Linked DNA regions of Homo sapiens: all the other regions are linked to region 1. Evidence: chromatin contacts called from ENCODE Hi-C or POLR2A ChIA-PET data. All regions are on one chromosome and are shown on one strand. The core of a region is the stretch at or near the end of the contact, and the rest is flanking DNA. Distances in the headings are between cores, read along the strand shown.

The links. Hi-C counts contacts between places; a loop is a spot of excess contacts on that map. ChIA-PET counts read pairs that join two places held with the same protein, here RNA polymerase II (POLR2A). Pooled maps may share reads with other maps.
Region 2: a loop to region 1 is called in a pooled map, with 4 times the contacts of the local background. The contact joins the promoter of FLYWCH1 here to the promoter of MLST8 in region 1. A Hi-C loop is called at or near these places in 1 of 37 single-sample maps with no recorded cell type and 8 of 50 pooled maps.
Region 3: a loop to region 1 is called in a pooled map, with 11 times the contacts of the local background. The contact joins the promoter of SRRM2-AS1 here to the promoter of MLST8 in region 1. A Hi-C loop is called at or near these places in 2 of 37 single-sample maps with no recorded cell type and 7 of 50 pooled maps.
Region 4: a loop to region 1 is called in a pooled map, with 6 times the contacts of the local background. The contact joins the promoter of THOC6 here to the promoter of MLST8 in region 1. A Hi-C loop is called at or near these places in 1 of 168 maps with a recorded cell type or tissue (ascending aorta) and 11 of 50 pooled maps. POLR2A ChIA-PET finds 5 or more read pairs at or near these places in 1 of 52 experiments (WTC11).
Region 5: a pooled map shows a loop between it and region 1 (4-fold over the local background). The contact joins the promoter of FLYWCH2 here to the promoter of MLST8 in region 1. A Hi-C loop is called at or near these places in 5 of 50 pooled maps. POLR2A ChIA-PET finds 5 or more read pairs at or near these places in 2 of 52 experiments (B cell and H1).
Region 6: a loop to region 1 is called in a map of ascending aorta, with 4 times the contacts of the local background. The contact joins the promoter of CRAMP1 here to the promoter of MLST8 in region 1. A Hi-C loop is called at or near these places in 1 of 168 maps with a recorded cell type or tissue (ascending aorta), 2 of 37 single-sample maps with no recorded cell type and 10 of 50 pooled maps.

What each region holds. Positions count from the first base shown.
Region 1 is chr16:2,203,811-2,208,215 of GRCh38, forward strand. It overlaps MLST8 (MTOR associated protein MLST8), which reads left to right and starts at 1,644. Exons shown (of 9, transcript NM_022372.6): 1 at 1,644-1,702; 2 at 2,221-2,404; 3 at 2,548-2,599; 4 at 2,687-2,849; 5 at 3,225-3,300; 6 at 3,383-3,535; 7 at 4,400-4,405. The coding sequence starts at 2,276. RefSeq lists enhancers at 619-1,459, 2,299-3,138, 3,139-3,977 and a silencer at 1,552-2,201.
Region 2 is chr16:2,909,489-2,914,202 of GRCh38, forward strand. FLYWCH1 (FLYWCH-type zinc finger 1) reads left to right here and starts at 2,443. Exons shown (of 10, transcript NM_001308068.2): 1 at 2,443-2,666; 2 at 4,688-4,714. RefSeq lists silencers at 2,194-2,253, 2,304-2,613, 2,634-2,783, 2,814-2,913, 2,887-3,076.
Region 3 is chr16:2,751,252-2,756,233 of GRCh38, forward strand. SRRM2-AS1 (SRRM2 antisense RNA 1) reads right to left here and starts at 1,349. Exons shown (of 6, transcript NR_027275.1): 1 at 1,191-1,349. It overlaps SRRM2 (serine/arginine repetitive matrix 2), which reads left to right and starts at 1,387. Exons shown (of 15, transcript NM_016333.4): 1 at 1,387-1,595. RefSeq lists enhancers at 267-1,109, 709-878, 939-1,228, 1,110-1,952, 1,953-2,795 and silencers at 1,409-1,718, 1,739-1,798.
Region 4 is chr16:3,021,440-3,026,254 of GRCh38, forward strand. THOC6 (THO complex subunit 6) reads left to right here and starts at 2,596. Exons shown (of 13, transcript NM_024339.5): 1 at 2,596-2,926; 2 at 4,269-4,384; 3 at 4,485-4,549; 4 at 4,624-4,727; 5 at 4,812-4,815. The coding sequence starts at 2,888. HCFC1R1 (host cell factor C1 regulator 1) reads right to left here and starts at 2,503. Exons shown (of 4, transcript NM_017885.4): 1 at 2,408-2,503; 2 at 2,035-2,091; 3 at 1,794-1,922; 4 at 1,186-1,559. The coding sequence starts at 2,502. The coding sequence ends at 1,424. It overlaps TNFRSF12A (TNF receptor superfamily member 12A), which reads left to right. Exons shown (of 4, transcript NM_016639.3): 3 at 116-250; 4 at 332-944. The coding sequence ends at 387. RefSeq lists enhancers at 1-457, 1,849-1,948, 1,931-2,575, 2,576-3,219, 2,609-2,918 and 1 more and silencers at 1-17, 2,339-2,538.
Region 5 is chr16:2,881,429-2,886,528 of GRCh38, forward strand. It overlaps FLYWCH2 (FLYWCH family member 2), which reads left to right and starts at 1,787. Exons shown (of 4, transcript NM_138439.3): 1 at 1,787-1,938. RefSeq lists an enhancer at 704-1,204 and silencers at 933-1,402, 1,903-2,072, 2,163-2,222.
Region 6 is chr16:1,611,076-1,616,045 of GRCh38, forward strand. It overlaps CRAMP1 (cramped chromatin regulator 1), which reads left to right and starts at 1,285. Exons shown (of 21, transcript NM_020825.4): 1 at 1,285-1,582; 2 at 3,564-3,910. The coding sequence starts at 3,565. It overlaps IFT140 (intraflagellar transport 140), which reads right to left and starts at 997. Exons shown (of 31, transcript NM_014714.4): 1 at 893-997. RefSeq lists enhancers at 732-791, 1,180-1,680, 1,681-2,181 and silencers at 942-1,471, 1,492-1,611, 1,642-1,801.

The sequences.
Region 1 (4,405 bases), core at 394-2,893:
AAATGTCGGGGACAGGAGCTAGGAGAAGGCAGCCTTTCAGGCATGGTGCCGTCAACCATGGCTCAGATGCGTCAAGAAGTGGGAGGGGGCCGGGCGCAGTGGCTCACGCCTGTAATCCCAGCACTTTGGGAGGCTGAGGGGGGCGGATCACGAGGTCACGAGATCAAGACCATCCACCATCCTGGCCAACATGGTGAAAAGTCTGTCTCTACTAAAAATAGAAAAATTAACTGGGTGTGGTGGCATGCACCTGTAATCCCAGCTACCCGGGAGGCTGAGGCAGGAGAATAGCTTGAACCCGGGAGGTGGAGATTGTGGAGAGCCGAGATCGCACCACTGCACTCCAGCCTGGCAACAAAGCGAGACTCCGTCTCAATAAAAAAAAAAAAAAAAAGAAAGAAGAAGTGGGAAGAGGCCGGGCGCAGTGGCTCACGCCTGTAATCCCAGCACTTTGGGAGGCTGAGGTAGGCGGATCACTTGAGGTCAGGAGTTTGAGACCAGCCTTGCGAACATGGTGAAATCCCGTCTCCACTAAAAATACAAAAATCAGCCAGGTGTGGTGGTGCGTGCCTGTAATCCCAGCTACTCGGGAGGCTGAGGCAGGAAAATCGCTTGAACCTGGGAGGCAGAGGTTTTGCAGTGAGTCGAGATTGCACCACTGCACTCCAGCCTGGGCGAGAAAGCGAGACTCTGTCTCGAGAGAAAAAAAAAAAAAAGGTGGGAAGAAGGAAAAGTATCCACTGGATTTAGCAAAGTGAGATTGTCAGTGACCTTGAGGAATTTCCACTGGAGAGCTAGAGAGCTGGGGGTAAAAGGCAGATGACTGGGGTTGCGGAATGAGTGGGAGGTGAGGACGTGGAACTAGAAAAATGGTGAGGACCGCTCTTTGAAGAAGATAATTTGGGATTGTTTTATGGTGTTTTTTTAAAGGCTAACCGGCAGGAAGGAGAGGAGGTGAAGGTATAGGAAGGAAGGCTCCATGGGAACTATGGCCTGGTCAAGGGACAAGATGCACCCCCTCTGCGGCCAGAGGAAGGGGTGCAGCCAGGTCTGTAAGAGCAGCAGGAAAAAACCATGCGACAGCCTGTCTCAAGGGTGAGGGCACCGGCGTGGAGCTCACAGAGCTGGAATGAGGGCCTGTGGTTTTGAGGGGGACCCTGGGCTCAGTGGGATGTCCTGAGGGTCAGGCTGGGGCTGGGGTGCCAGATCTAGCAAGTAAAACTACAGGATACCCAATAAAATTTTTTTAGCATAAGTATTTCCCATGCAATGTCCTGGATATACTTACACTAAAAAAAAAATTATTCGTTACTTGTCTGAATTCAAGTCCTGTAATTTTCAGCCAATCCTAGCCCAGCGTGGCGCAGTAGTGGGTCAGGGAGGGCACCGGAACAGCGCGACCCGACAGCCCGGGAAACGGACAGCCGTGTCAGAAGGGCAGGTGCCAGTGGGCAGGAGGCCGGAGAGAAAGCCGCAGCTTCCTTCCACCTCGCGCCGGGCCCGCGGCCGCGCACGGGGACCGCTCCGAGTTCCTCCCGGCGGGAACCCCCCGCCCCAGAACTTTGGTCTCGTCCCACCCACCCCCGCCCGCGCCATGGTCTCGCCCTAGGGAGCCATCGATAACTCTACGCTCGGCCTCGATCGACTCGCTCCGGCTCCCCTCGCCGTCCTGGACACGGCGGAGTGCGGAGCCGCCCGTAAGGTACGGAGGCCGCGAGCCAGGGGCCGGGAACCGGCTGCTGGGTGGCTGGGAGAGCACGGCCAGGGGAAGCCGGCCAGCAGGACGGAGCAAGGGCGGTCACCGGAGGAAAGGGGAGCTCGGGGGTCCAGCCAGACTGCGCCCTTTCCCATCAGGGCCTGCCGCTGGCCTGCTACGCATGCGCAGCCGCAGCGCTCGGCTTTCCCCGGCCCATCCGCCGCCTTGCGCACGCGCAGCCCGCCCCTGCGGCAGAGTGGCGCCCGCGCGTGACTCCCCCCTGCCGGCTGCGGAGGTGGGGGGGGGACGGCGCCCCCGCCGTGTGCGTGGGGCGGGGATGGAGCACGCGCCCTGGAGCCCCGGAGCCAGGTATCACGCGTGTGACGCGTGTCCCTGAACCTACCTGCGCTTCTTGTCCCAACTCTAAAATGGGAATGATAAGCGCCATTCGGCAGCGCCTTGTGGGTCTATAATCTACTTAGCACAGAGAGTGTCTTCTAAGTACTTCACATCCTTCTCTGCAGATGCTCTGACCTTTGACCCCTGCCGTTCAGCTCTAGGGCCCGTGCAGGCCACACCATGAACACCTCCCCAGGCACGGTGGGCAGTGACCCGGTCATCCTGGCCACTGCAGGCTACGACCACACCGTGCGCTTCTGGCAGGCCCACAGCGGCATCTGCACCCGGACGGTGCAGCACCAGGACTCCGTATCCTCCACCCGGGGCGGGCAGGGCGGCGCTGGGGGGATGCCTCGTGTGGGGACCACAGCCTGTGTGAAGGCCAGATGGTGGAGGCCTGGGGGGCCCTGGCCTCAGGGCTACCTTCCCGTCATCCTCCTTAACAGTCCCAGCAGGTGAATGCCTTGGAGGTCACACCGGACCGCAGCATGATTGCTGCTGCAGGTATCTGTGATCCTTGATCTCTAAACTCCTGAGCTCTGGTGGGTCGACCTCAGCACAGCCAAGCTTCAGTTCAGCCTGTGTCCCTAGGTTACCAGCACATCCGCATGTATGATCTCAACTCCAATAACCCTAACCCCATCATCAGCTACGACGGCGTCAACAAGAACATCGCGTCTGTGGGCTTCCACGAAGACGGCCGCTGGATGTACACGGGCGGCGAGGACTGCACAGCCAGGATCTGGGACCTCAGGTGCGGTGGGGAGGGGGCGTGCTGCCCGGGGCTGGGGTGGGCTGCTCTGGGAGACCGTTTTAGGTTGGGTTCTCTTCAAGCAGAGGCTGAGACAGGGAGCTTCCTGTGGGCGACTTACTGAGAGAAGTGAGGACAGGAGGAGAGTGAATTGCATCAGAGCGCGAGTCCTGCCTTGAGCCCGGAGCCAGCTTGTTATTCCCCTTCCACCAGCCACTGGCTTAGGCTCCCTGCTGGAGCAGAGGGCCCTGCGTCCCAAGTATTTCCCAAGAGGCAGGTCCTTCAGCAGAGGGAGGGGAGGAATGGCCAGGCCGAGGCCATCTGGGTAGGGCACCAACAAGCCCAGATGGACAGCATGTGCCCCGGCCCGGCCCGCAGGTCCCGGAACCTGCAGTGCCAGCGGATCTTCCAGGTGAACGCACCCATTAACTGCGTGTGCCTGCACCCCAACCAGGTGAGGGGTGCTCATGGGGCCAGGCACCCTGGGACTTTGGAGGGCTGGGCTTGGGCCCTGCCTCACCACCCCTGCACCCCAGGCAGAGCTCATCGTGGGTGACCAGAGCGGGGCTATCCACATCTGGGACTTGAAAACAGACCACAACGAGCAGCTGATCCCTGAGCCCGAGGTCTCCATCACGTCCGCCCACATCGATCCCGACGCCAGCTACATGGCAGCTGTCAATAGCACCGTGAGTCCTGGTGGCAGGTGCTGGGTGCGGGCAGCTTGGCACTCAGCCCTCAGCCTCTGCAGGTGGGCTTATTCCTGGATGTCCCTTAGCGGCCCCCTCCTGCTTTCCCCATCCCGGGCACTAACACCCACCTTGCCAGCAAAGCCAGAAGCCTTAGTGTCGCTCCCGATGGCTTAGTCCTGTCTGCAGGTCGGTCACTCCGCTTTCTGGAGTCTCTCCCAAGTCGATCCACTTCCCTCTTTTCACTCTGTTGCCTCCTGGTCCCAGTCACCCTTGTTTCTGGTGACGGCTGACACACTCTCTGAGGCTTCCTTTCCCCCTCCCTGACCTCCCCTGGCCCCTGACACGTTCTCTCTTGGATGCTTCTAGTGGTGCCTGGTCAGTATCAGCCAGGTGGCGTCATTCCCCTGAGGAGACCCGGGGCTGCTGGCCTCGCCCGTAGGCTGCTGTGGCGTGGCCCCTGCTCTTCTCTCCAGCCTCATTTTTTTTCATTAACTTCATTTAATCCCAGTGCATCACTTGTACCTCTTGCCCCCGGATTTCCCTTCTGCTGGCCTTTGTCATGCTGTCTCTCTAGCTGGTGCCCTTCTCCTGTCTACTTCCGTTGGCCATCGGCATCCTCCAGGAAGGAGAATTTGAGTCCTTGGCCAGGCGTGGCCTCCTGTTCTTGGCTTGCCAGGTGTGGCCCTTGCTTGGGGCCAGGCTTCCCAGGTGCCTTCTGCAGGCAGGACCAGAGGGGCCTGCCTGCCCCTCACCCGGGGTCCCCATGCACAGTTGGCCCCCAGTGTTGGCCCCCAGGGCATCCTTCCCTGTGTCTCAGACCTGAGGCCTTGGGCCCTCCGTGACGGTCCTCCTGACCTCTAGGGAAAC
Region 2 (4,714 bases), core at 1,193-3,692, 710 kb after region 1:
ATGCCTGTAATCCCAGCACTTTGGGAGGCCAAGTCGGGCAGATCACCTGAGGTCAGGAGTTTGAAATCAGCCTGGACAACGTGGTGAAACCCCGTCTCTCCTAAAAATACAAAAATCAGCCGGGCATGGTGGCGCACGCATGTAGTCCTAGCTATTGGGGAAGCTGAGGCGGACAATCTCTTGAACCGGAAAGCAAAGGTTGCAGTGAGCCAAGATAGCGCCATTGCACTCCAGCCTGGGCATCGCAGTCAGACTCCTCTCAAAAAAAGCTGGAGGGGCTGGGCGTGGTGGCTCACGCCCGTAATCTCAGCACTTTGGGAGGCCGAGGCGGGCGGATCACAAGGTCAGGAGATCGAGACCACGGTGAAACCCCGTCTCTACTAAAAATACAAAAAATTAGCTGGGCGCAGTGGCAGGCGCCTGTAGTCCCAGCTACTCGGGAGGCTGAGGCAGGAGAATGGCGTGAACCCGAAAGGCGGAGCTTGCAGTGAGCCGAGATGGCGCCACTGCACTCCAGCCTGGGCGACAGAGCGAGACTCCGTCTCAAAAAAGAAAAAAAAAAAAAAAAAGCCGGGCGTGGTGGCAACTGTCTGTAATAATCCCAATCCCAGCTGCTCAGGAGGCTGAGGCAGGAGAATCACTTGAACCCGGGAGATGGAGGTTGCAGTGAGCTGAGGTCGTGCCACTGCACTCCAGCCTGGGCGACAGAGCAAGACTCCATCTCAAGAAAAAAAAAAAGTAATTAAGTTCTGCTACTATTTTATTTTTGAACAGGGTCTTGCTCTGTCGCCCAGCCTGGAGTGCAGTGGCATGAGCGCAGCTCACTGCAGCCTCCAGCTCCCAAGCTCAAGTGATCCTTCCACCTCAGCCTCCTGAGTAGCTGGGACTACAGCGCATCACCACATCCAGCTAATTTTCTCTTGTTCCTCTTTTCTTTTTTTCTGTAGAGAAAGAGTCTCACTATGTTGCCTAGGCTGATCTCAAACTCCTGGGCTCAAACGATGCTCCTGTCTCAGCCTCCCAAAGTGCTGGGATTACAAGCAAGAGTCACTGTACCCGGCCAACATGGATGAACTTTGAAAGTGCTATGCTAAGGCTAGGCGAAAGAAGTCAGTCACAAGAGACCACATATTTGTTGCATGATTTCATTTATATGAAATATGCAGAATACGCAAATCTATAAAGACAGAAAATAGATCATATTACTTAGGGCTGGGGTGATTAGCAAATTGGAGGGTGGTGGCTAAAGGTTTCTTCTTGGAGTGATGAAAGGTTTTAAAACTGACTATGGTGCTGTTTGCACAACTCTCTGACTATACTACATATCATTTAATTGTACACTTTAAATGGGAGAAATGCATGGTATGTGAATTATATTTCAATAAAGATCTTACCAAAAAATAGTAAGCTGATTGTGTTAACATAGTTTTATGAAAAAGTACAATATTTTCCCAAAGAAATTTAGTGAGACGAGTGACATAGTTATACATTTTTGCAAATATCTTTGTTGCGGGCTTAAAAGAAGACTACTGGCTCTCATACCTGCTTCTACATTCAATGTGTTACATCACACGTCATGCAGACTTTGTAATACTATGTAATATTTCTGCTTTTTTTTTTTTAGACACAGTCTCACTCTGTCGCCCAGGCTGGAGTGCAGTGGCGCCGTCTCGGCTCACTGCAACCTCCGCCTCCCGGGTTCAAGTTATTCTCCTGCCTCAGCCTCCCGAGTAGCTGGGATTACAGGCGCCCAGTACCACGCCCGACTAATGTTCGTATTTTTAGTAGAAACGGGGTTTCACCATGTTGGCCACGCTGTTCTCGAACTCCTGACCTCAGGTGATCCACCCGCCTCGGCCTCCCAAAGTGCTGGGATTACAGGCGTGAGCCACCGCGCCCGGCCCAGGTATTTTTTTGTCGTTGTTGGCTTTCTGATGTAAGAAACAACTGTCCCTTCTCCCCCGTTGACTTATTTCCTTCAGTTTGGACTCATATCGTAGTCAAGGTTATAATCCGTTGCTATCGCTGTTTATTTGAATCTCACACTGGTTCCGCTCTGGGGTAGGGTCACTGGGGGCGTCAATGAGATGCATGAGAATCGCCTTCCCACGGGGTCAGGAAACTGACAGGCCCAAGAGTGCATCTCAGCAAACGCTCCGTTTCCTGCGGGCAGCCTCAGATACTGGGGACCGTCCTGGGGTCTCAATTAAGCGCCCCCTACCCCAGCCCCTTTACGCCAAGAGCGTCCTGTTCAGCTCCCCCATCCTAGCTCCGCCCCTGGACGCCGCCGTCCAATCTCGGGATGGCCCCGCCTTTTCCGTGAGTTACGTCCCCGCCCCCATGCGCTGACAGGCCAGGCCTGCGGCTCGGCGCCGCGCAGGGAAGACCCGGAGCAGCGGTTTACCTAAGGAACGGGCCGCGCGGTCTTGCTGCGCATGCTCTGAAGTAGCGCGCCTGAGCGTTCCGCAAGGCCGGCTCCCCGGCGGGGTCGCGCGCGCGGTCACGGGGCTCGCTCCCGAGGGGCAGGTCGGGGCTGGGAGCTGGTGCCCGGGTCGGGGTGGCGGCGGCGGCCTGGGTCGCGGGGTCGACGCTCGCTGCTGCAGCGGCAGAGGCTGAAGGATCCGCCGCGGCGCTGTCGCGGGAGAGGGAGGGCCCCGCTGCCGTCGGTGAGGACAGGCCCCTGCGGGCGGGGAATGTCCCGCGTCCCCGGCGTGGACGCGCCCGCAGCCCGGCTCTCCCGGGGGTCCCGAGGGTTGCGGGTGCTGGGGAGGGGTCTGCGTCCCGGCGCTCAGGCCGCCTCCTGTGGGGTCTCCCGCGATTCCCTCCTTGCTCCTCGCCCCTCCATCCCCACCCCCCCGTCCCCTGGCCTAAGCCCGACACCCCCACATCAAGGATCCCCGCACTCGTCCGCCGTTTCCTGGCGGTGTCTGCCCCGCCCAGCGCTGCCTTCCTGGACCCGCAGCATCAGCCCCGTCCCACGGTTGCAGCTCGGGCGGTCCCAGTGACCTTGCACTTTTGCGGGTCGGGACGCACCCCGCTCCCGCTTCTGACCCTATAGATCTCCGGTGACGGCTTTCGAACTTTGTTGACCCACAGCCGACACTGAGAAATGCCTTTTACGCGTGTACTCTGTGCCTGTGGGTCTGGATGACTGAAGCACAAGTTTAAAGGGAGACGCTTGTTTAAGCTCACATGACGCAGCTGGATCTGTTCGGATTAAATTCCGTTCCATTCTCTTCCACCCCGTTCCAAAAGGCTGCTGCTAACCCATGGAGCCTGCACATAACGGGTCTGACGTAGTTGAAACCCTCGCTCTAAACCCTGCCTGTTGTTCCTTTATTCCTTGTACTGGAAGCTGAACTCCCATAGTCAGATAATCATGTGCAAACTCCAATTCCAACGAAATGGCTTATTTTTATTTGCATATTTCTGCTTTCCAAGGGCCAATATGATTTCCAGGGCTTGATCTAGATTTTCTCGTGTGATTATATCATGTTTCTCTTGTTCCTTTCCCAAGTGCTACTGGCGGGACGTGTGGAAGGAACAAGGCTGAGGTTGGGGCTAGATTGCGGAGTGTTTATGACGCCCAGCTGATGATGCACTAAGGCTGGAGATGGAGATGATTTAATTGGGGAGAGACATGCTGAAAGTTAAGCTTTAGGAAGAGTGACCTGTCAGCACCCTATGTGGAGAATTGGAGTGGCTGCTTGCCAAAGCTGGCAAGATCGTTCAGAGGCTTTGGCTTGGGCTAAAGAGGTCGTGGTAAGGGATCATGTCCTGAGTTGGTGGGAGTGGGAAGGAGAGGGAAGATGGGTATATCAGGCATAGAGGGAGAGAGATTTGAGGATGCATTAGGCTGTGGGAAGGAGTAAATAAACTTATATTATGATGGAGGGTGACTGGGGAATACCGGGCTGGGGGGGTCTCATTGGCCAAGCTCTCCCTTTCTGTGCGCTCTAATTTCTAAGTTGCTTTGGAGCTGTGGCTCTTGGGCAATTCTGCACCCCAGGGAACGTTCTGCAGTGTTGGTGGTCACAACGTGTGGTAGGGCATGACAGTGGGATCTGGCAGGTAGAGACCGGGGTTGCTGCTGAACACCCCACGCTGAACAGGACAGCCTCCCACAGCAGAATCATCCGGCCCAAAATGCCAACGGTGCTGAGATTGTGAAGTTCATTTTTAGAGTAAATTTTAATTATCTGGGCATCTCTGCCACCTTCAACCTCTTCAGGAGGAATGTCTGTGTGCACCCACTGAGCCTGTGATGTCACCATAGTGGTTCATGTCTGAGGCAAGTGCACCTCCAACGCTCATGGTTCAGTTGCGGGTAGGTGGGAGGTGGGTAGACACTGGAGTCATCCAGGAGCTTTAAAAAAAAATTTTTTTAGTAGAAATGGTGGGGGCGAGGGGCAGGTCTCACTATGTTGCCTAGGCTGGTCTCGAACTCCTGGGCTCAAACAATTCTCTCACCTGAGCCTCCCAAACTGCTGAGATGACAGGTGTGAGCCACCGTGCCACCGGCCCATTCAGAAGCTTTTTAAACAGAGGGCCTTCCCTCCTCCCGCTCCTATCACTCAGGACCCCTACTGCACCTGGATGCTGAACACCTTGTTCTTGTCTAATGGTCGACAGTTCATGGAATAATTTCACCTGCAGTATTTCATTTGCCACTTTACTTTCTTCACAGGTGAAACCAGCCCAGAGAAGTTACGGG
Region 3 (4,982 bases), core at 99-2,598, 550 kb after region 1:
GACCAATATAGTGAAGCCCCGTCTTTACTAAAAATACAAAAATTAGCCAGGCGTGGTGGCACACGCCTGTAATCCCAGCTACTCGGAAGACTGAGACACGAGAATCACTTCAACCTGAGAGACAGGTTGCAGTGAGCCGACAACACACCATTGCACTCCAGCCTGGGTGACAAGTGCGAAACCACGTGAAAAAAGAAAGAACAACAACAACAACAAAAAACAAGGGCCAGATAGGGTGTCATGCACGGGTAGTCCCAGCTACTTGGGAGGCTGAGGTCGGAGGATCGCTTGAGCCCCAAATTCGAGAACAGCCTGGGCAAAACCCTGCCTCTTAAAAACACCCCCAAATCGTAATAACAAATATAAATCCTTGCACTCAAATGGACAGTTCATTACGTGGTACCGCGTCCTGTTGCGGATCAAGGCCACCTGAGTTGGTTAGGACAGCTAAGCGGGACGTCCAGGGCTGCTCGCCAGCGGTGGGTCTAGATATGAACTTGTGCTTGAGCAGCCCAGCGTCTTACAACTCTGCTGTGAGGACGGCTGGCTGATTATCAGGCCCAGAATCACGGGCTTAGAAACATTAACAGGAAGTACGGTACCGAAAAGTGGAAACTTTAAGGTGCTTATTATTTTCCTCCTGCCTTGTTCCTGTATGTGCCGCTTCACCGGTATCACGTCCTGGGTCTGGTGGGACCCCGGCCTGGCTGCCCTACCGGAAGCTAAGAAAACTCCTCCCCCAGGGGTGGCCGTCGGGCCTCAGCCCGGTCTACAGCGGGAGAACGTGGCCCATGCTACGGGTAACTGGTTGGGCCCCTGGTGCAGGTCTAGGGCCTGCAGCCAGGCTCGGGGCCTCCGGGGGTGCCCGCTGGCTGGGGTCTGAGGCGGCTTCTCTCGGGTACGGGAAGGCGGACTGCTGTGCAGCTGCGGGCTCGCTCGGGAAACCCAAAGTCACACGAAAGCGGCAGCACCACCGCGGCTGGGATATCGTCTCCCAACATGGGGAGACAAAATGGCCGCCACGCCCCGAGCCGAAATTACATCCGGGCTCCGCGACACGCCCGAACCACAACTCCCAGAATGCTCTGCATCGACAGCGGGAGACGAGACGCGCTCGGGCGTCGCTTTGCTGCCGCTAGGCCCTGTGCTCCTCCCCGCAGCGGAAGGCCTACGAATACGCGGTGTCTTACGTCGCTTCCTCCGTTCTTCGTTGCACTGGCCAACGGGACGCTTAGTCTTTCGGCAACGGGGTGAAACCTTCCTTGTGCCTGAAAAAACGGTACTTCGCGGTGTGGCTTCGGCGCCTGCGCAAAAGGCCGCGGGGCGCACTCCAGTTCCCGGCAGGCCCCGCGACGCGCGTTTGCGTGCTGACGCACGCAGTTAGTCGTGCTGACGTGCAGCGCGGCCCAGGCGGGGTGCGAGTGGCGCAGTTGGAGCCCGTTGCGGCCCCTGAGGAAGCGAGGAGGCGTCGGCGTCGGCTGAGGCGGGCGGACCGGCGAGGCGAGGCGGCGGCCCCAGGCCCGAGGGACTCGGGAGCTCGAGCAGCGGCGGCGGCAAGACCTCTCCCCCTCGGAGGCGGCGGGCGGAGGCGGCGGGTGAGAGGGTGAGGGAGCCAGCGAGCCGGGTGGGGGAGGGGCGGCGGCCCCGGCGCGAGGCCAAAGCGCGCGGAGAACTGCCCAGGCCGCCGAGCTCCTCCGCGCGCACGCGCGCTCGACGCCCTTCGCTGGCGCGGACGCCCTCGCCTCCCTTCCCCCTTCCCGCCGTTCCTGTCGCGCGCGGGCTTCACCCCCCCCCGCCCCTCCCCCATGACAACGGCGTTCGCAGCCGCCTGTACTCGGGTTCGCGAGCGCCCTTGGTGAGGGGGGAGGGCGCGCGCCTCGGCTTCACTCCTCCCCCCAACATGTGCCGCCGAGGTGGCCTTCCTGCAGCTGCCGTTTTCGGCCCTTAAGTGGCGGGGAAGGGGCGGCGGCGGGGGGCTTGCTCCTGGACCCTTGCCCCCGGTTCCAGATCTCCTTTCCTCGGGCTTCTCTTCGGCGTTGGGCTGCCCGTGTCGGGGGCCTCCCAGACTGCGGGACGCCGCGCAGCCCCCTCCCCCATTCCGCAAGGCCGAAAATAGGCCCCCGGCGCTGCGGGGAGGGCCTTGAACTTCGTGGGCCGGATTTAAATGGTTTAGGATTCCCGGCTATCAGCCTTTGAGTTGTTAGTGGCGGGGAGAAACCCCAAATCTTAAAAACTGTGAAGAAAGTGAACGTGTTCAGTTTACATTTGTAAGGTAGACCGTGCGTTCCCTTTTTACACTTTTTCAACGTCTCCCGAGAATTCGTGTTCAAACTAAGGAGGCTTTTGGAGACCTTCGTTGGGAAGAAAACGCCAGACTCATATATAAGTTTTCTGGTTGGTTTCAGGCGTTCTTTGGCACACAGCTCTTCTGAAGCTTGGTTTCCACTCGGCTTCAGTTAGGACGAATCTGGATCAGAATTTCAGAGTGTTGTGTTGTCTTTCATCCTAAGTGCGTGGGCTTAGGGCTCTTCTAAAGCTACTATTTTAGCTTTCTGGGTTCTTTGTGTCCACTCAGCCGCTCTGGAGCGCCCCGGTGCTGAGCTGGCTGTGCTTGCTGATGTCCATTTTTTTCGACAACCCTTGTCTCCCCTTTTTCTCCCCTTTTGGTACCGTTTTCTTTTTTGCATATTTTACTGTTGAATTCAAATATATCTTTCTACTTCATTGTTAGCTTACCACTCGGATAATTTCCCAACAGAAAAGGGTGTTTTTGTCTTCCTTTGTACTTTTTACTTTCTGCTTTTAACTTGGGTAACTTTTGCATATCCACTGTCTATGGCCCCCACTTTAAGAGTTTTGTAATATCGTTTGGTTTGGTGATTTGTGTGTGGTGTTGATCTTCCTACTTTCTGTGTCTTAACACACCCCTTAGATGCCGTGGGGTCGTCGTCTTTTTTTGTGGGGTGGACTAGGTGGCTCATTCCCTAAAAGTTCTCCGAAACATTGTGACCTAATATCCTTTGCTTAGCACCTACTGGTTTTTCTTTTTTTTTTTTTTCCGAGACGGAGTCTAGCTCTGTTGGCAGGCCGGAGTGCAGTGGCGCGATCTCGGCTCACTGCAACCTTCCGCCTCCCGGGTTCAAGCGATTCTCCTGCTTCAGCCTCTGGAGTTGCTGAGATTACAGGCAATCGCCGCCGCCCAGCTAATTTTTGTATTTTTGGTAGAGATGGAGTTTCACCGTGTTGGCCAGGCTGGTGTCAATCTCCTGATCTGGTGATCCGCCCACCTCGGCCTCCCAAAGTGCAGGTGTTACAGGCGTGAGCCACCGTACCCGGCCTGGTTTTCCTTTCTTAAGGAGTGGGGGGATTTTTGTGTGAGGTGGTATGGAAGTGTGGGTGAATGGTTAAGCTGAAGAATTAAGTGCAGGTCAAAAACATGCTGCAGGGGAAGCAGAAATTAAGTGGGGTAGGGGAGAGGCGAAGAAGGACCTAGTTTTAAACCGTGAGGAGGATTGGTACTAGAAGATGAAAATGAGGATTGGGGTGTAGAGAAATTGATTTTTTGAGCCATACAGTTTTTCATTTTTTCCTGGATTTCTGCTTGCCTTATCCAGGTTTAGCCTCTTCTGTCACCTTCTGCTTTCAATATTGGGTCTGCTACTGGGCTTGGGTAGGGACCCATCCTTAGGCGCATGCGCTAGTATATTTTTCCAAACATTTGTATGATGCTTCTTCATTCTGGAATTTTCTAAATGCATCCTTCCCTTCTATCCAGTTCTTTTACATCTTTGATTACTCTCTCCGCTTTACGTATTCCTTAGGGTTTTTTCTTAGTAGTATTTTCTCATATATGCATGTTCTAGGAAACTATCTTGGAGAGGATGAGGGTGAGAAAGAGAGTATATGTAATAGGAGAAAGGAATAGAGTATGTGTAGCCAAGGAATCTAACCAGGAAAGCTGGGACTTGAGAATTTTTCAGAATCACGTTAGGGTTGGGACAAGTTGAAAGGCTAGAACCTGGGAGGAGGCATGGGGTTAACACAGGAGAGAAGGAAGAGGCAGGGCTGAGAGAGAAAAACTAGGAAGTGCTATCCAGGGGATTGGTGGGGAAAGCCAACGGTTGGACATTAATGAAAGTGGGGTGTAGAGAGGGTTTCTACATAGATTTAGGGCAAGGTATATGGAGAAGGTATGGGAACGGTTGGAACAGAGGAGGCTGGTTTGATGTGTTTAAATAGAGCAGAGTTGAAAACAGGTAATATTTGACAGCTGGCAAGACAGGGAGGAACTGCAAATTGTTGTAAATCCTATTGAGAGGAAGGAAATTGAAGGAATAAAATATCAGGATAGTTGATAGGATCTTTAAATATTTGGAATCAAGGAAATGGCCCTTACCTGGGAGGTGAAGTATATGACGATTATCCAAGGTTCATGTGTGTTTCTGATGTGCATGCTGGCCTTTAGTTGGGGTGTGAGGCTGCACATTCTGAACCAACTAGTCTGCTGTTCAGATACCTAGGGGCTGTGTAGTTTATTTCATATTCGTATAGGGTGGTCTGAAATCCTTAGGTAAGTTTTTGGGAGAGTCTTTGGACATGGACTAGAGGCCGTTGGGTGCCACAGATCTGTGTCTGGTGTTTGTTGTGACCAGGAGGCTTTGGTTGGTTACCAGAGGTTAGGAATTAGAGTAGTTGGTAAACACACCACTTGTGCATTTTGGGGCCAAAGGAGAACAAAAAGGGACAGTGTGGAGAGATTTTAGAGGAACAAGATCCTTGTTTGCCTAGGGTGGAAAAAGAAGAAAATTTAGGTGTAGGGAGGGATTATTTAGAATTCTGTGCAAGGGCATTGAGAGAAAGGCTGTAAGAACTGGGCTGTGATTTGGTAGAAAGGAAATTTGGAAGGGCAAAGAAGTGGTTTTCTTGGGAGACCAGGAGGATGGTGGAGCATTATACAGCGAAGACTTAGTGTGAAGATCAAT
Region 4 (4,815 bases), core at 1,346-3,845, 820 kb after region 1:
GGAGGGGGCTCCGGTCAGGGAGGAGGCCACGTTTGGGAGAAGGCAGAAGGCTCAGTCTTAGGGGGCGGGGCTGGCCTGGAGAGGGGCGAGGTCTGACTCCGAGTCCCGCCCCCAGGCGCTGCAGCACCTCCTGCCCCCTTCCGGCTGCTTTGGCCCATCCTTGGGGGCGCTCTGAGCCTGACCTTCGTGCTGGGGCTGCTTTCTGGCTTTTTGGTCTGGAGACGATGCCGCAGGAGAGAGAAGTTCACCAGTAAGTGTGCCCTGGCCTGCCCAGCCCTGTCAGCACTCGACCTTTTCTCTGCTGCTGACGACCCCACCTCTTATCTTGCAGCCCCCATAGAGGAGACCGGCGGAGAGGGCTGCCCAGCTGTGGCGCTGATCCAGTGACAATGTGCCCCCTGCCAGCCGGGGCTCGCCCACTCATCATTCATTCATCCATTCTAGAGCCAGTCTCTGCCTCCCAGACGCGGCGGGAGCCAAGCTCCTCCAACCACAAGGGGGGTGGGGGGCGGTGAATCACCTCTGAGGCCTGGGCCCAGGGTTCAGGGGAACCTTCCAAGGTGTCTGGTTGCCCTGCCTCTGGCTCCAGAACAGAAAGGGAGCCTCACGCTGGCTCACACAAAACAGCTGACACTGACTAAGGAACTGCAGCATTTGCACAGGGGAGGGGGGTGCCCTCCTTCCTAGAGGCCCTGGGGGCCAGGCTGACTTGGGGGGCAGACTTGACACTAGGCCCCACTCACTCAGATGTCCTGAAATTCCACCACGGGGGTCACCCTGGGGGGTTAGGGACCTATTTTTAACACTAGGGGGCTGGCCCACTAGGAGGGCTGGCCCTAAGATACAGACCCCCCCAACTCCCCAAAGCGGGGAGGAGATATTTATTTTGGGGAGAGTTTGGAGGGGAGGGAGAATTTATTAATAAAAGAATCTTTAACTTTAAATGGTTTGGAGAGGCAGTGATCCCCGACTGACTCCCCTGAGCTGGAGGGAGGGAGTGAGTCAGCCAGCCGCGGGGGCGGGGGTGAGGCTCTGACTCACACATTCTCAATGCCTGGAACTCAGCCGGCAAGGACCTGGCTGGCCCTAACAGTTTTCCAGGGAAGATCTTGAGGAGAAACCCCAGCATCCCGCGCCTCTGCCCTCTCCACCATCCCCAAAAGCCCCAGGTTCCAGACTGAAGCCTTCCTTTGCTCAGCAATCTTTATTCAGTTCTTCTTGGGGGTGGGATGCCTCCCTTCCCATGCTCCCACCCCTCCCATCCCAGAACTCCGTTGGGCTCAGTGTCCTCTGTTGAGGGAAGGTCTTGGTGCCCAGATGCCTACTCTGCAGGAGAGGGAGGAACCTTGTCCCTTTGCGGGAGTCGCTGGTCTCTTCTGTTGTGGGGAAGAAGGAAGGTGGGAGGGGCACTGTCCACCAGCACTCAGAGCTCCATTATGTCCCCAGCTGGGGTTGCAGGGTAGGGGGGACTGGGGGTGTCCCCCAGCCTCAGCAGACGGAGGGCCTCAGGGATGAGGCTGCCAGGATAGCGCCAGAGAAGCAGCTCAGAGCAAGGGCTCCTAGAAGAGGAAATGACTGTCAGGGCATGGAGCTGAGGCTGGCCTAGCTGAGCACCTCCCACCAGGTCCAGGTCCCCAGGGGCTCCTGGGTTCCCAGCACTTTCCAAAGAGCCAAGATGGGAAACAACCCAGAGGTCAGCTAGAGCTAAAAATGGCACGATGAGGCAGGGCCTGAGGTCAGCTGTGAGGACCGCCTGTGATTCTGCAGAAGGCCTGGCCAGTGGAGGAACCTACCTGAGTGGGGGCAGGGCTGGGGAGAAGGTCATGGGGGGGCTGCAGTAGGGGTGGTCATTGTGCAGGCTGAGTTGAGAGAAGTGGGTGGCCATGTTCTCCTCAGACAGAAACTGCTTGCGCAGAGGCTCCCTGGGGAGAGATGGCAGAGAGGCAGGCTGGGATACTGACACAGGAGGCAGCCTGTTGGGGACCAGAGGTGACAGAGATCTTGTTGGGAGTCCCTCCCTGCCCCCAAACTCACTGCTCCTCCTCCAGGCGCCGCTTGGTGCTCATGGGCACAGCTCCTCGGAGAGGGGAGCTGGGAAAAAAAGAGAGCCTGGTGCACCCCACCCTCTTGGCCCCTTCCCAAGGATCTGCCCGCCTAAGCCTGCAGCATCAGCCAGGAGCCCCAAGCCCATTCCTGTCTCAGCTGGTGCCGGTCCCCGCTCTCCTGGACCATCCAGCAGGGTACCTCGGAAGTCTCGACCCTCAGCCGCAGCCCCAGTCCCATCTCAGCTCACGCCTAAGCCCCGCCGATTCGCCCCACCCCGTATTCATCCTGCAGACCAGTCCTGAGCACCCAGCCAAAGCTCCTGCGGCCCTTGGTCAGGCCCACCCTGGTCCCCTACACGCACCTGGCGTCCAGGCCCCAAGTCACCCCCAAGGCGGCCCGCGGGAGGCGCTGGGCCCCTCCCTGGGGGCCTCGCTGCAAGGGCTGCTGCAGGATCATTGGGTTTTGGGGTCCTGCGGGTGGGATCTGGGCGACAGGGGAGGAGTCTCTGAGGGCGTGGCCAAGAGAGGATGGGCGTGGCTTTAGGCGGGCACAGCCGCGAGGTTCTGCGCGGGCGCGGAAGACGGGCGGCGCGTGGCGGAAGGCAGGCTTGCTCCTCGGGGTGGGGGAGGGTATCCGGCTTAAGGGGGCTGCGGTGGACACCACTTCTTAATGTCGGGGGTCTTCGCGGCGCTCACCTCGGCTCCTAGGGTTCGGGACGGTACGCACCAGCCACCTTCGCGCCGAAGGCGGTAGGGCGCCACGGAGAGGAACCGCTCTAGGCACGTAAGGCCTCGTGAGGTTGCGTCGCGCGCGGAGCACTCTGGGACTTGTAGTTCTGGAGATGGAGCGAGCTGTGCCGCTCGCGGTGCCTCTGGGTCAGGTGAGACGGACGTGGTGCGCGTTGCCTTCTGGGGTTTGTAGTTCACGCATGGCTGGGACGGGGCGGGCAGGGAATCGTGCCCTGAGCCCTGTTTTGCCTGGGCTATTTGTGGGACTCAGACTCTGACCAGGGGGGCGGGATAGTAACCCAGAAGTGCTTCAGGGGCTTAACGCAAGTCAGAGAGTAGGAATTATAAATCAGTACGTTTTTCTATGTTGGGGTAGTAGAGGTACTTTTTTTTTTTTTTTAATTTTCTAGTTCTTGCAAAGCACTTTTTTTTTTTTTTTGAGACAGAGTCTCACTCTGTCACCTAGGCTAGAGTGCAGTGGCGCGATCTCAGCTCACTGCAACCTCCGCCTCCCAGGTTCAAGCGATTCTCCTGCCTCAGCCCTCCAAGTAGCTGGGACTATAGGCGTGTGCCACCATGCCCAGCTAATTTTCGTGTTTTTAGTAGAGACAGGGTTTCACCATGTTGACCAGGCTGGTCTCGAACTCCTGACCTCAGGTAATCTGCCTGCCTTGGCTTCTCAAAGTGCTAGGATTACAGGTGTGAGCCACCACGCCCGGCCAAATTTTTTTTTTTTTTTTTTTTTTGAGATGGAATTTCACTCTTGTTGCCCAAGCTGGAGTGCAGTGGCTCCATCTGGGTTCACCGCAACCTCCGCCTCCCAGATTCAAGCAATTCTCCTGCCTCAGCCTCCTGAGTAGCTGAGATTACAGGCATGCGCCACCACTCCCAGCTAATTTTGCATTTTTAGCAGAGACAGGGTTTCTCCATGTTGGTCAGGCTGGTCTTGAACTCCTGACCTCAGGTGGTCCACCTGCCTTGGCCTGCCAAAGTGCTGGGATTACAGGCGTGAGCCACTGCGCCCGGCCCCACATTTTTAAATTTTTTTTGAGACAGAGTCTCACTATGTTGCCCAGGCTGCTCTCAAACTCCTGGCCTCCCAGAGCGCTGGATTACAGGCATGAACCACCACACCCGGCTTAAGCACTGAGTGACAGCCCCATGTAAAGCTCTTGTCTATACACTAGCTCATCTAATTGTGATGGAATCTTCTGTGAGCTCCATTTGTCAGTTGAGGAAGCTGGCAGGAGAGGCCTGGGTGCTTGCTCAGAGGTCCCTGAGGCATCACCTCAACTCTCCCCTTCTTCAGTGTCTTCTTGGAGCCACCCATGGGACTGCATGGGCAGGTGCTGGCTTGGGGCGGGGCCGCCTCAAAAGAAGGCTGAGAAGTCAGGACAGTGGGAGGCCTGGCAGGTTTTGGGGGAAGCAGGGAGGAATCTGTGGATGGGAGGTTTCATACGTCCCAGGCAGGCCTCATCCAGTCTTTCCCTGCAGACAGAGGTGTTCCAGGCCTTGCAGCGGCTCCATATGACCATCTTCTCCCAGAGCGTCTCACCATGTGGGAAGTTTCTGGCGGCTGGCAACAATTACGGGCAGATTGCCATCTTCAGGTACCCTCTGCCGCTGTCCACCCATTAGCCCTGGCACTTGGCCCTCATGGGACGGATGCCCCCGTTTCTGACTCCTGGGTCCCCTCCGCTGTCCCTGCAGCTTGTCCTCTGCTTTGAGCTCAGAAGCCAAAGAGGAAAGTAAGAAGCCGGTGGTGACTTTCCAAGGTGGGTATACCTGTGGAGTCTGGCTTCAGGACTTTGGGTGGGATTGGCTCACTCAGTTCTGCATTTCTCTTTAGCCCATGATGGGCCCGTCTATAGCATGGTTTCCACCGATCGACATCTGCTTAGTGCTGGGGATGGGGAGGTGAAGGCCTGGCTTTGGGCGGAGATGCTCAAGAAGGTAAGGAGTCGAGCTTGGGAAAGGGCTGGGGTGCCTGGACCCAGAGAGAGCCTTTGAGGTCACCTGGTATTTTCTCTTTTGAAGGGCT
Region 5 (5,100 bases), core at 537-3,036, 680 kb after region 1:
GTGGCTCACATGTCTAATCCCAGCACTTTTGGAGGCCGAGGTGGGCAGATCACCGGAGGTAACTCCGGTTTGATACCAGCCTGGCCAACATGGTGAAATCCCATCTCTACAAAAATATAAAAATTAAGCATGATTACCGGTGCCTGTAATCTCAGCTACTTGGGAGGCTGAGGCGGGAAAATCGCTTGAACCCGGGAGGCGGAGGTTGCAATAAGCAGAGATCACGCCACTGCACTCCAGCCTGGGCGACAGAGCGAGACTCCATCTCAAAAAAAAAAAAAAAAAATCTTTGACATCAGAGATTCATATACAAAGATATTTATAACATCATCAAGTTAAAAACAACCAGTAGTCTGTGAATGATTAATAGATAACAGCAAATAAATGCACAAAGGTAGCTGGGCACGGTGGCTCACTCTTGTAATCCCAGCACTTTAGGAAGCCGAGGCGGGTGGATCACCTGAGGTCAGAAGTTCAATACCAGCCTGGCCAACATGGTGAAACCCGTCTCTACTAAAAGTACAAAAATTAGCCGGGCGTGGTGGCGGGCGCCCGTAATCCCGGCTACTCAGTAGGCTGAGGCATGAGAATTGCTTGAACCCGGGAGGCAGAGGTTGCAGCGAGCCGAGATCACGCCACTGCACTCCAGCCTGAGCGACAGAGCGCAATTCTCGTTTCTAAAAAAAAAAAAAAAGCACAAAGGCCTTGAATGACACCAGACAATGCCCGGGGAGATAGGATAGTGGGATGGGGGCAGCGGGAGCCTTGGTAGCGGAGTCCACGGTGGGATTCAGAGACCTGCAGAGCCAGGGCCGGGAGGGGCAGGGCAGAGGAAGGGCGTGCAGCGACGCTGGCATTCGGACGTGAGAAGGCGGAAGGTGCGGGAGGCCCCAGAGGATCTCGACCTGGACCCTGGAGCCCTGGGGCGGTGGCACATTCAGCGGCCGCTTTAGAGCGAGGGGGGCGGGGCGCGGAGCCAGGCTTAGGGGGACCAAGGTGGCCGGGGTAGTGGGGGCGACCCCGCGGGGCTGGGAGAGCCGCGGTGAGCCTAGGGGGCTGTGCGGGGGCCGCTCTGGACGCTGCAGCCAAGTGTCCCAGGAAAGCAGCGCCCAGGGCCCCACAGCTCCCTGTGCCCGGACCCAGCCCAGTCCCACTGCAGTGGGTGGCTGGAGGATGGCGAGTGTCCCGGGCACCCCTTGGGCCGGGTGAACGTGGTTGGGCACGGAGAGGGCGGGGCCCGTGGGCACGGGTGGGCCCAATGGGCCAGGGCTGGACCAATAACGAGAAAGGATGAATGGACAGGGGCTGAACTACAGAGAGAGGGCGGGACTATTGGGCGAGGGCTGGACCAATGGGCAGGGGCTAAACTAATAGACGAGGGCTGGACCAATGGCGCGGATGAGGCTGCTGCGTCGTCAAGGATGCAGAGCTTAAAGCAAGGCAGTGGCTTCCATGAGCCTAAACACCTTCCCTCCGCACGCTCGGTATCGCGACGGGGGAGAGCAAAACCTTTAAACAAATGCTCCAGTTTTCCCCGCAGAGAGCCGGAGTCAAATCCGTGAGGAAGCCCGGGGGTCGCAGTGAAGCCCAACCCACTGGTGCTGGGATAACCTCGCCCGCAACCCGGATCCAGGCCGCAGGTCCCCCGAGGCTCCGCCCCTGACGGCGACACTCAATCCCGGGTGTCCCCGCCCCCTTACTGAATTTTGGCCCCGCCTCCGCCCTCCGATTGGCCGGACGCCAGCTCTACGCCGCACGGGCAAGACGCGGAGGAGCGGCCCCAGCCAGAAGACAGGGCACCCGCGGCCTTGCTGCGCATGCTCGCGCTGTGACCCCGGCTTGAGGTAACAGCGCGAGCTGAGGCTGGGGCCCTTGGCGCGGAGGCTGAGGGACCCGCCGCGGCGCTGTCGCCGGAGAGGGAGGGCACCGCTGTCGTCGGTGAGGACGGGCCCTGGCGGGCGGGGAGGGTCCTGCGTCCTCGGCATGGACGAGTCCCCGGCCCGGCTCTCTCGGGGGTCCCGAGGGCTGCGGGTGCTGAGGAGGGGTCCGCGTCCTGGTGCTCAGGCCGCCTCCTGTGGGGTCTCCCGCGATTCCCTCTTTGCCTCTCGCCCCTCCTTCCCCACCCCCTCCAGTCCCTTGTCCAAAGCCTCAACACCCCCACACGAAGGAGGTCCGCACTCGCCCGCCGGTCCCTGGCCGTGTCCGCCGCGCCCAGCGCTGCCTTCCCGGCACCCCCCAACCCCCGCCGGCCTCGTCCCACGGTTGCAGCTCGGGAGGTCCCTGCAGGGACGGCAGCGAGTTGGAGGCGTGAGATACTGGGGCGGGGGAGACACTCGGGGCCTCAGGGTGTGGGTATTCTTGAGAGAGGAGAGAGCCGGGGAGCTGGGACCATTTGGGCGCAGCCCAGCCCGCGTTTGATGCCAATTGCATTGGGTAAAGGAGTGAAATAAAGATTCTGAGCCCTGGTGATTAGGGGAAGGAGCTGCCATGGCTGAAATTGCCATGGTGGGGAAGCTCCGCGCTGCACACCTTAGAGTAGCAGTTCTTGGCCTTCTTGGGGCAGGGGTCACTGCCGGTTTTTTAAATCTCCCTGTGAGGACGTGTACTGCACACCTTAGTGTCCCGTCATCCTGTCGGGGTCAATAACAGCCCCGCTGTGGACTGCGTGGAGCAGTAATTATTGGGGAGCAGCTGTCCATATCGTCTGGGAACTTTTGCGATGACTTCACCCTTGCCTGTCATCTATTAACAGCCCCTGATAAATTCACCACTATTTCCGTTACGCAGATGAAACCTGCTGGGAGGGTAAGGGATTTGTCCTCGCGGCTGAGGATGCCGGTGCTGGTGGACATTAGTGATGTTTCTCCCCCGTGCGTATGAAGATGATTCTGTGGGTCCACCATGAGGCACCAGGCAGGGGTCCTGTCGTCCAGAACATCGTCAGTGAGGGATTGAACCTTGTATTAGTTTCCTGTTGCTGTCCTAACAAATAAGGTGGCTTAAAGCAACACAGGCCGGGCGCGGTGGTTCACGCCTGTAATCCTAGCACTTTGGGAGGCCGAGGCAGGCAGATCACAAGGTCAGGAGATAGAGACCATTCTGACTAACATGGTGAAACCCCGTCTCTACTAAAAAAAAAAAAAAAAAAATACAAAAATTAGTCGGGGCCGGCGCGGTGGCTCACGCCTGTAATCCCAGCACTTTGGGAGGCCAAGGAGGGTGGATCACCTGAGGTCGGGAGTTCGAGACCAGCCTGACCAACATGGAGAAACCCCGTCTCAACTAAAAATACAAAATTAGCCGGGTGTGGTGGTGCACGCTTGTAATCCCAGCTACTTGGGAGGCTGAGACAGGAGAAAGGCTTGAACCCGGGAGGCAGAGGTTGCAGTGACCCAAGGTCGCGCCACTGCACTCCAGCCTGGCCGACAAGAGCGATACTCCGTCTAAAAAACAAAAACAAAAAAAAAACTCCGGGTGATTCTTAGGGATAGTGACATTGGGGAACTGCTGTTCATATGTTCATAGACTCAATTTACCTTTTTCTGAATATTTAACAACTTTATTGAGATAATTCACATACCGTGCAATTTACCCATTTAAAGTGTACATTTCGGCCGGGCGCGGTGGCTCACGCCTGTTATCCCAGCACTTTGGGAGGCCAAGGAGGGCGGATCACGAGGTCAGGAGATCGAGACCATCCTGGCTAACACGGTGAAACCCCGTCTCTACTAAAAATACAAAAAATTAGCCAGGCGTGGTGGCAGGCGCCTGTAGTCCCAGCTACTCCGGAGGCTGAGGCAGGAGAATGGCGTGAACCCGGGAGGCGGAGCTTGCAGTGAGATCACGCCACTGCACTCCAGCCTGGGCGACAGAGCGAGACTCCGTCTCAAAAAAACAAAACAAAACAAAAAAAAAAATATACAGTTCAGTGGCTTTAGTGTGATCACAAAGTTGTGCAACCCTCATGAAAATTCCTTTTAGGACATTTTCATCACCCCATAAAGCACATACCCACTAGTAGTCAATTCTCATTCTCCCCTTCCCCACCCCAATCCCGAGATAACCACAAATCTACGTTCTGTCTCCATAGATTTTCCTACTCTGTAGATTCTCTAGACTCTAAGTAATTTCATGTAAATGGAATCATATAATATGTGGTCTTTTGGGTCTGGCTTCTTTTACCGAGCATAATTTCTTCAAGGTTCATTCATGTTGTAGCATAGATTTTTTTTACTGCCAAATAATATTCCATTTTATACATGCACCACATTGTACTTATTCATTCATCCATTGATGGATATTTGGGCTGTTTTGAATATCCATCGAAACGTTTTGGCTTTCATGAATAATGCAACTGTAACATTCATGTACACATTTTTATGTGGACATGTGTTTTCCTTTCTTCCAGGCATATAGCTAGTAGTGGAATTGCTGGGTCATAGGGTAACTCTACATTTAACCTTTTGAGGAACTGCCAGGCTGGTTTCCAAAAATGGCTGCACCATTTTACATTCCCCTCAGCAGTGTATGAGGGTTCCAGTTTCTCCTCATCCTCACCAGCACTTGCTATTATCTGTTTTTTGTTTGTTTTATTATGTCCATCCTGGTGGTGTGAAGTGATATCTCATTGTGGTTTTGATTTGCATTTCCCTGGTGACTAATGATGTTGAGCATCTTCTCATATATTAGCCATTTGTATATCTTCTTTAGAGAAAAGCCTGTTTGGAGCCTTTGCCCATTATTATTATTATTGTTATTATTTTTTTTTTTTAGACGGAGTACCACTTTGATGCCCAGGCTGCAGTGCAGTGTAGTGCAGTGGCGCCACCTCGGCTCACTGAAATCTCCACCTCCCGGGTTCAAGCAATTCTCATGCTGCGCAGCCTCCTGAGTAGCTGGGATTACAGGCATGTGCCACCATGCCACCAATCCAAAAAAGAAAATAATTTTTGTATTTTTAGTAGAGACAGGGTTTCACTATGTTGTCTAGGCTGATCTCGAACTCCTGACCTCAGGTGATCCTCCTGCCTCAGCCTCCCTAAGTGCTGGGATTACAGGCATGAGCCACCACGCCCTGCCCCTTTGTCCTTTTTTTTTTTT
Region 6 (4,970 bases), core at 35-2,534, 590 kb before region 1:
AGCGGAGGGCGTGGGTCAAGCGTTTCTGGGAAAGTCGATGCGCTCGGCAGTGTCCTGAGGTGTTGGGTGACTGAGGGCCTGTTCCATCGCCGGGCCCCGGACTCCACAGAGCCAAGCGAGGCAGGGAGCGCCCCCAAGAAAGCAGCTGGCGGCCGGACGCGGGGCTCGCGCTTGGGCTTCCAGCTCTTGGGGGCTGGGGCGGGCGGATCGTTGGAGCCCAGGAGTTCGAGACCAGCCTTGGCAACAAGGCGAGATCCTGTCTCTAAAAAATTACAAAAATTAGCCGGGCGCGGTGGCGCCTCTAGTCTCGGCTACAGGAGGCTGAGGGAGGAGAATCGCCTGAGCCCCGGGAGGCGGAGACTGCAGCGAGCCGAGATCGGGCCACTGCACTCCAGCCTGGGCGACAGAGCGAGTCAAAAAAAAAAAAAAAGAAAAGAAAAAGAAACACTGGAATTTGAGCCGGGCGCGGTGGCTCACGCCTGCAAACCCAGTACTTTGGGAGGCTGAGACGAGCGGATCACTTGAGGTCAGGAGTTCGAGACTAGCTTGGCCAACATGGTGAAACCCCGTATGTACTAAAAACACACAAATTAGCGAGTATGGTGGCGCGCGCCTGTAATTCCAACTACTCGGGAGGCTGAGGCAGGAGAATCGCTTGAACCTGGGAGGCGGAGCTTGCAGTGAGCCAAGATTGCGCCACTGCACTCCAGCCTGGGCGACAGAGCGAAACTCCGTCTCAAAAAAAAAAAAAAAGAAAGAAAGAAACACTGGAATTTGAAAAACACCCCTCTGCTTTCTTGCTATGAAGAAAATGACCAAGTGCCCAGCGCCGCTCGGCTACGCTAACGTAGCGCAGAAGCACATACTCCACCCAGGAAAGGGTGCGCTTAACTGCCTCAGACGTGCTTCCACACTTCTCAGAACTCAGGTTCGCGCCCGATTCCACACTCCGAGCTACCACGCCGTTTTCTTCTCACGTATCCGTCAACACTGCTGCGGCCAATCACAGCACGGGCCCTGGCCTATTGGCTGTCTGTCCACCAATCCAAAGAGACGCACAGTCCGCAAGGTCGCGAGGCTGGCGTCACAACACTACTGGCGCCGCGGGCTCGCCCCCGACGCCCACCGGGCTCGTACGTGCGAGCGCGCCCGCCCAGCGCTAGCCAATGGGAGCGCCGTTTTGGGGAGACGGGCCCGAAGAAACATTGGGGGTGCTCGCCCCCGCGTTCGTCGCCCCGCCCCGCGCGCCCGCGCACCCCGGCCCCGCCCCCGCGCGCCGTCCGTGAGGTCCCCACCGGCCGCCGTAGCCGGAACTGCTGCTGAGGGCGGCGGGCCGGCTTCGCTAGGGTGAGTGGCGGCAGTATCTGCGTCCGCAGCCCCCGCAGCCGCGCGCCGGCCCGCGGAGGGGACGTGCCGGGGCTAGCGCCGCTCGACCAGTCGCTTCCGAGGCGGACGACCAGCCCGGCGTTGCGGCCTCCCTGCAGCCGGCGCTCGGGGGCCGGGGCTGCCCGGCCCGGCTGGTTCTGCGGGCACCCGGGGAGGCCCCGGGAAGCCAGGCTGCCGCCCGGCGTTGATGAAAAAGGTGACCAAGGCTGGGCGGCGGGGCTGTCATGGCGAGGCCCGGCCGGGGGGTCCTGTCGGGCGGCGCGGGAGAGCGCGGGGGGGGCGTCGCTTCCACAGCGCCCGGTACAGCCACAACTGGCCTCAGGGCGAGGAGGCTTCTGCGTCCCCATCCCGAGACGCGAGCCGGTGCGGAGCGGGACGGGGCTGGAGGAGACTGCGCCTCCGAGAAAAGTCCGGTCTCGTTGGAGGTTCTCGCGAAAAGGAGGCCATCCCCCTGCTTGTTGGCCCTTAGGGTAAAGTCTGGACGGCGTCGGTCCTTTCAGTGGCGAAAAGCGCTTCCCCGTGCTCGGTCGGCGTCTTGGGTGTGGAGCCCGGCGAGCGGGCGAGTTCACTCTGGTGGCCGAGTTTGTTTTGCTTGGGTCCCGGGTGGCCTGCGGGCGGACAGGTCCCTGGGCAGCGGGGTTCTCAGCCCGAGACGAGGTCTTTGGGGGTTTAGGTTTCTTGAGTGGAAAGAGGTGGGTTGAGGGGGAAGAGTGGGAAGTCTTGCCACGAAATCCCTTAAGTTGGGGTGTTTGTCGTGGGTGGTTTTGTTCTTTGGCAGAGTTTTTTTTAAAACTAGCATGAACTCGAGATTCCCTAGACCAATTCCGACAGGAGAAAACGGCCACGGATCCTTGTGTGATCTGCACCTCAGGGTGGGGGCATCATTGCGACTTTGAAGCCATTTCCCGATCTCTCGGAAAGAGAGGTCCTCGCCCGCGTCCCTGTATTTCGTGGTTGGTGTTGGTGCCTCGATCGTGTGTTCCTTTGAAGTGGAAATGCCCCCGTTCTCAACAGTTGAGTTGAACGCAGGGTCAGTATCTGCTGAGGAATCTAATCTTCAGCGTTTTTGCTTCCTCACACGTGCCCGTCCCGGACTGTTTCTGGGCTGCAGCTCTTGCTGTGTACCTGATTGTCTGAGTTTATTTTTGAGTGGCTCTGCTTTCTGGGCTGCAGCATTTTTAGTCACTGCACTTTGTTGTTGACATTTTACAGGGCGGTGGGTAGCAAAGTTGATGCAATAATTTTATTAATTGTTGCCAAGAGTTTTAACACCATTGTCTTCTACCGCTTCTTGCACCTGGACCCGGACATAACTGGGCTGTCACTTTCCCGGGTGGTTCCAACCTGTTCCATGCAACAGGCTCCTTTGTTGCAAAAGCATTTTTAACTAGTAAATCCCCGCAGCAGCTCACATTTCCCACCCTGGGAAGAAGATTCCCAGAGACCCGGAGCTGATTATTCTTTATGTGTGTTTTAAAATAAGCAGGCGGGCCGGCGGCATTGGGCCACCATGGAGTTCCCCGTGCGGGCAGGCGAGCCCGCGCTTCTCCCGTCCCGGGGTGGATCCGGCCTCCTCTGTCCTCCTCCAGGGCCAGCTCTGGGGGCCGGCGCGTGGGGCAGGTGCGCGGGGCCCGGGAGCCCCGCGCCTTTCGGGGGGCGGGGAGGGGGTGGGACGAGGGGCTAGGGCTGGGGCTGCGGCCCGGCCGGCCGAGGCGGCGCAGGGAGCGAGGCCGGCGCGCAGGGCCAGGCCATGAGCCGCGGCCCCGCCGGGTAGGTGGCTGTGGGCGGGGCAGCGGCCCGGACCCGCAACCGTGCCCAGACCCGCGCCCGCGCCGGGGCTCCCATAGACCCCGGGGCCGGGGCCGGGGCCGGGGCCGGGCAGGGTCCGCCGAGCTGTCGCGCCCTCCCGCCGCCGGCCCGGGCGTCTGGACGCGAGCCTCGGCCAGGGGGCGTCCGGGGAGGCCCGGGAGGGTCCCGGGCTGGTGGGCAGGGCCGGGGGCGGCGGCGTGGGGGCGGCAGGGGCCGCGGCGGGCTCGGGCGGGCTCGGGCGGGCCGGGCCGAGCCGCCGAGAGGGGATTTGGAACAAACAACGGCGGCCATGTTGAGAGCGCGTCGGGGCCGCTAAACTTCCCGGCCTGCGCCCGCCTCACCGGCCGCCTCCCCTCTCCCGGCCGCAGGATGACAGTGAAGTTGGGCGACGGCGGCAGCGGGGAGGACGGGCTCAAGAAGCTGGGCAAGCGGGCGGCCGATGAGGAGTCCCTGGAAGGAGAAGGGGCCGGCGGCGCAGACGCGGCCGAGGAGAGCAGCGGCACAAAGAGGGACGAGAAGACCCCCCGGGCCGGCGCCGACGGCCCCCCCGCGCCCCCCGGCGCGCCGCAGGCGCCGTCCCCGCCGCAGGGCAGCCCCCAGGACCAGCACCACTTCCTCCGGTCCAGCGTGCGGCCGCAGAGCAAGAGGCCCAGGAAGGATCCTCCGAGCGCTGTGGGGAGCGGCAACGCCGGTGGCTCGGGGCCCCGCGGAAAAGGTAGGGCGGCCCGTCCCCTTGGGAGACCCCAGCCCCTCTCCGGGGTGTGCCGCGGGGGAGAGGAACCCCTCGCCCCAGCCGGGCTCCACCCTAGCTCACCCATCCCGCGGCCTACACTGAGGCTCTCAATTTGGGTGGCACTTATGGGGCATGTGTCCCCTCTCTCCTTCGAAGAGGCTGCGACTTTCTATATTTAAACTCTTTGAAGAGGCAGTGAGTATCCTTTTTTGGGGGGGAGTCGAAGAGATCCCTTAAAGCTGTTTCCTTTCCAAAGGATCACTGATGGTTTTCTATGGTTTTGTGTTTCAAACAGCGGACAATAGTTCGGAAACGGGAAGAGAAAAAAATACCTGCTGTATCTCTTTCCCAGACATCAGGCGGTGGAAATGCACCAAGGGAGCAGGCTTTTGAAACTCATTGGGGGGAAGATGGGTAAGAAGCGGAGAAAGGATCCTTGGGGTCTGACTTGGACCCATTGTCCTCTCCTTCAAGTGCTCCTGGGTTGAGAGTAGGAAGGGCATAGAGATGGGGCCCTTTGAGTTGCAACTGGGGTTTACTTCTGTGCCAAAGAAAGGAAAGAGTGGTGAAAACGATTGACATGAACAAGCAGCAGCTTGTAGTGTTCGCCCTTGTATTCTGAGGTGATGGAGAATGTTGCTACTTAGCTGGGGTCTCTTACCAAGATAGTAAGAAAACGGCATGTTAGTTTCGTTCTCCATGTGCCAGTGCTTCATTGTTGTCTGCTCTTATTTCTATTTCAGTCTTGTGCTTTTCCTTACGCAGGTGAATGACTCTGATTCTTTTTGTTTCCGACCATGTTCGCAGCACTTTGTATAAATAGCAAATATAACATCAGCTTCCAGTGAGTTTCACGTGAAAAAAAAATCTTTCACTTCCTTCCTTGGGAAATGCTCGTTTACATTTAGTGAATGGTCCTGGTAGTTTTGACAAGGAAATATATTACGAACTAATGGAGAACCTGCTTTGGAGATCTGTGCCACATGTGTTCCATTAAGCCCACTTCTCCTGCCGCATTCTCAACCGAAGAAGGCTGGCCTCC